2 separate regions of the Homo sapiens genome follow, and region 1 is linked to region 2. Evidence: chromatin loops called from intact Hi-C (ENCODE). Cell type or tissue: mammary epithelial cell. All regions are shown on one strand.

Evidence for each region. Peaks named below come from ENCODE experiments on the same cell type or tissue, not always from the same donor. Only the 100,000 strongest peaks of a DNase experiment are listed, where the experiment ranks them.
Region 1: a loop joins it to region 2, with 18 times the contacts of the local background. A loop is called at or near these places in 1 of 110 quality-filtered maps.

What each region holds. Positions count from the first base shown.
Region 1 is chr7:21,105,080-21,107,579 of GRCh38, forward strand. No RefSeq gene overlaps it. Among named protein-coding and RNA genes, the nearest start is that of LINC01162, 270 kb to the left of the region's middle. In mammary epithelial cell, no CTCF peak of the experiment used is centred here; DNase peaks (open chromatin) are centred at 612 and 1,532; H3K27ac peaks cover 2,402 bases.
Region 2 is chr7:20,894,331-20,896,830 of GRCh38, forward strand. All of the region lies in intron 2 of LINC01162 (long intergenic non-protein coding RNA 1162), which reads left to right. Among named protein-coding and RNA genes, the nearest start is that of LINC01162, 60 kb to the left of the region's middle. In mammary epithelial cell, no CTCF peak of the experiment used is centred here; DNase peaks (open chromatin) are centred at 671 and 1,431; H3K27ac peaks cover 2,479 bases.

The DNA of each region.
Region 1 (2,500 bases), 210 kb after region 2:
AAAAAGTGGATTCTTCCTGGTCTAGCTAAAATGGGAGTAAAGTCCCAGGGTAAGAAGAAAAAACTTGCAATGAAAAGTGTAACTGCTTGGTATATAAAAATTATTTCCACCTGCAGGATTCCTATTACTTTATCATAAAAATCAGTGTGTGTGTGTGTGTGTGTTTGTGTGTGTGTATGTGCACGCGTGCCCATGTACACGCACCCACACAGGAATGTATAATGTACCTGTTCATGTATGGAAATGAGTTTTGCTGAAGAGTCCAAGAAATATATGAGAAGCACACATTTAAATGTATACTTTACTGTCACACAAAATAGCCTTTATTGGTAGTTACTACTATTGGGGAAGTTTTTGGATGAGCTCAGTGAGCCATATTTTGCTCTTTCTAATTGGCGATTGTAGTAGTCCATTCTCACACTGCTAATAAAGACATACCCAAGACTGGGTAATTTATATAAAGAAAAGAGGTTTAATTGATTCAGTTCTGCTGGGCTGGGGAGGCCTCAGGAAACTTACAATCATGGTGGGAGGGGAAGCAAATACATCCTTAGTCACATGGCGGCAGGAAGGAGAAGCGCTGAGCAAAGGGGGGAAAGCCCCTTATAAAGCCATCAGATCTTGTGAGAACTCACTCACTATCACAAGAACAGCATAAGGATAACCACCCCCATGATTCACTTTCCTCCCACTGGGTCCCTCCCATGACACATGGGGATTATGAGAACTACAATTCAAGATAAGATTTAGGTGGGGACACAGCTAAACCATACCAGACATAATAATGTATTTTTTTTTTAAACAAATACCTCCTCTTAACGGGACTGAATCTTGGGTCTCTACCCACTACTTGACTTAAATCAAAGATGTCTGATATATAATCCAATAATATGATTTTCAAAAGGACATTAGGGAAGACAGTCCACAGAGTAATCCTGTTAATATTTCTGCTATTGAGACATCTTTTTCCTATATTTAGAATACCCAGAAAGAATGGAATCTAAATATTTAAATGTCTCACAGAAAAAAAAAAATCTGACAACTGGAAAATGTCTTAAAAGCCTATAAAGTCTGGTGCTAGATAATCAGAATCAGCTAATAGGATTCATTTTTATTAAAGCATTTCAAATGATCAAGTCACTGACGCGTTTTAACACTATAATGACATAATACCCTTTCCCCAACTCTTTGAAGAGGCAAAATGTTCACAGATTGAGCAAGTTCAACTGTACACAATGTTTTCATAAGCACAGAAATATTACTCCATAAGAAATACTTCTGGTATGAATGATGAGATTTTGAGAAAGCATCATTTAGGTATAAAATGATCTAGTTGCCTGTGGTTATAAATTACTTCAGGCCCAGTCATCTTTCCCTTCCTCCCCCGGGTTCTCTTTCTCCTTGATGACAAAGGGAGTTCTGAGCATGGAAGAAATGAACCAAATGATGAGGTGAACAAGAACCTGACCCCGCCTAAATTATTTTCTCTCCCTGCAACCCTCCCCACCCTTTTGTCGTGTGTAATAACGAGGGTGTGGCAGGAGGTAATCAACAGAGGGGCACAGACACTTGAAGAGAAGACAGAACAACATTTCCTGCCAGGAAGTAATCCCAACTTTCAGCTTTAATTCCAGCCTCAACACTCATCCTCATAAGAATGAAAAAAGAAGTAAACAGTGATGCTTTACTCTCTATGCGAGAACTAACTTGTCCAAGCACCCAATGCAGTGGCCCTGTAGATAAAGGATGCTGGGGCAATGTAATCATTTTTATCAAAAGGAGGTATCTGACTTCTGTGCCCCATAGAGGGCTATAGAATACAGTAACCTCATGCGGAACTGGGTGGCTTGAAGAGACTCATTTGCATGGGAAATGCCAGAAGAACTATTGTCTAGTGTCTATGCTTTGCTGGTCTAGCATGCCCATATTATAAATTCAGAAAAGGCTCTGTAGCCCAGGCTGGAGAGCAGTGGAGCAATCATAGCTCTCAGCAGCCTTAACCTCCTGGGCAATCCTCCCATCTCAGCCTCCTGAGTAGCTGAATTAGAGGTGTACCACCACACCTGGCCAATTTTTCATATTTTTTTTTATAGAGACAGGATCTCACTATGTTGCCCAGGCTGGTCTGGAACTCCTGTGATCAAGTGATCCTTCTGCCCCGGACTCCCAAAGTGTTGGAATTATAGGCTTGAGCCTCAGGGCCCATTGAAACTTTTTTTAGTTCATGGAGGAATGACTCAGCACACTCCCATGGGCAGGCAGTATGGCAGAAGTTCAGAACATTCATTCTAAAATAAGACACAACCTGGTTTCAAATCCTGCCACTACCTCATACAAGCTGTAGGATATTGAGCAAACGACTTAACTCCTCAAAAATCAGTTTACTCATTCGTAAAATGCGTCTACTGAGAACACCTTCCTTATAAGGTGTAGTAAGGGTTAAAATTGAGAGTTTATGTAAAGTCTTAACTCAGTGCCTGGCACACGGGAAGGACACAAG
Region 2 (2,500 bases):
AGAATGCTACCCTGAGACCTCTGTGTGACGAAACTTGTGCTTACTGGAGGATGAAAAGCCATTAGGTGAACTGAGGCTTCCCAGCTGACAGCCAACACCAAATATCAGACAGTTGAGTGAGGCTACCTTGGACCCTGCAGCCCATCTGATCCTCCAGCTGAGTGTAACCACATGAGTGAGCTCAGGCAAAGCCCAGAGAAGACTTTTTGTTTTAAACCACCAAATTTCGTAGTAGTTTGTTATGCAGCAAAGGGTAGCTGAGACACTGAGGGTACAGCTTTTGTTCTGATTCTTAAGTGAGATTTTTGTGATAGCCTATAGAAAAATAAAGAAAAAGGATGCATTGTTAATTTCCAGATTCTTTTGGGTTTTAGAAGGATCTTAATTCCCTGATTTTGAGAGTGACATATAACTTAGTAGGGAATGACAGATGTTTTCATTAGTACAGTGTTTAAATGTAAAAGGTAAATTACATGATTAATGTTCATGCATTATTACTAACTTGTCCATTCTGTTCATGCAAATGCATTTTGTACAACATATTTTTCATGGTAGAAATTAAAATTATTTTCTTCAGGAGTTATGAGAATGAAATCAGCTGATGACTGACAAAAACAGTGGTTGAGATTTCCAGAGATTCTATATACAGGAATGACTCATCCAAATTTACCACACATTGTTCATTGTGTATATTTGTTAACCTCAGGAAAGTAAGTGTCTATGAAATGCTTGAAATAAATATATACCCACACATACTTCTTCTTATTTTACTGTGGTTGTTTTGGTTGTGTTGGTTGTTTCAGATTGCTCTGGGTCTGTAAGCAAAATTTAAAGGTTTTTTTTTTTTTTAAGTAAAAAAAATGTAGAAAAGAAAAAGCTGGAGGAAAGACGAGGAGAAGTAGTAGCAAAAATCATTCCTTAGTGCACTTGCTATAGGACTGCAACCTAAAGAAAGGCTAAAAGTTGACTAGTGAACCTTAAGCAGTTTTAAAATATGCTCACATTAATCAATATTTCTCCAAATATCGTATCAGTACAAAATTTCAACAGCAAGAGTAAGCACCTTTTCACCAAGTTGTAGGCAACTGAAAATGCTTCTCAATAAAACATTTTCCAATCTCAGCTCAGAGAAATAATAATCTTTTAAAAATGTAGTGCTTAGAAGGTTGGAAGAAAGAGCAGAAGATTGCAAAACTAGGCACAAGAAGTCCACCAGCTGTTAGAAAGTTCAAAAAGTCAATAAATGAAGCTAAATACTAGTCTTCTAAAGTCATTTTTCAGGTAAGATAAATAGGGTCTTTTTCACCTTAAATTCTCATTTGACAGTATCCCAGCACATGTCTCGGCTATTAATACACTTGGGTAGCCTCAGGGAGACTTTCAAAAAGTGGGTCTTAAGACACTGATATTCTTGTCTCCAGACTCATGAGTCATTTGGACGCAAGCATTGAATTTAAGAAGTAGTCACTTCCTCACCGTTGAGGCGCTGGTAGAAAACACATGATTATTGTATTGGAGATTCAATAAACATTCTTTCATTTTCAAAGTAGATTCTCACAACACTATTATGAAACCTTTCACTACTGGGTCTTTGGTGGGAAACGAATAACATGTCTTAAATTTGTCCCTAGACCCATGGCTCTGACCATCTCTGCATACCCCTCCCCAAATAAAGACAGTGAGGTACAATAGGGAGCAGCCACAGATGCTGGTCATGAATTTCTTCTAGCTAATAGGAAATAGACTCTGTTAATTTTTTTTTTTTTGACATAAGGTTTTCTGTGGCATTGGAGCTATTTTAATGGGGATTTGTTGCTAGGAGAATTCTACGATCACTTTTTAAAAGATGGATGTCTGATGTTTGCATTTTTAAAAATTACTGAAATGTTCTTCAGTCTTGGTTTAGTTACAGAAGGTTAGCTGAGATTGAGGTAGAGAGCATATTTTTAAAGTATGGAAACCTAATCCTGTGTGTGTGTGTGTGTGTGTGTGTGTTTATGAATACACAGAGTAAGCTTTAAAGAACTGGCTCCTCCATATTAAACATTAAGTAGTTTGTTACAATGATATGCACTATGTATCAACTATATGTAAGGCACTATGCTGAAGGTAGCCAAGGGAGAACAGTCTTGGCTCCTAAGGATCTTTTGATGTAGTGAATTTATGTTATATGTTTTTGTCTTTTACATTAAGTTATTTGGATCCTAACAATAACGCCCCTTATTTGGAGATACATATACTTTTTGAATAGTCTCTAACTATAGAAGCGACTTGGAAACATAGAAATGCTTATATCTGTAACCAGTTCATAGGCAGTTGGTGCTTAGCTTCTTTTGGCACAAAAAAAGAAGTTAGTCTACAAATCAATATTTAATGAAGGAGCAAATAAAATACAATATCCTATTAAAATATTATGTAATTTCTGCATGTTGCTTATAAATGATTTTTCATTTATGGCAGTGTAAGTAAGAGGAGAGCTGTTTTTAAAAATCTTTTGAAG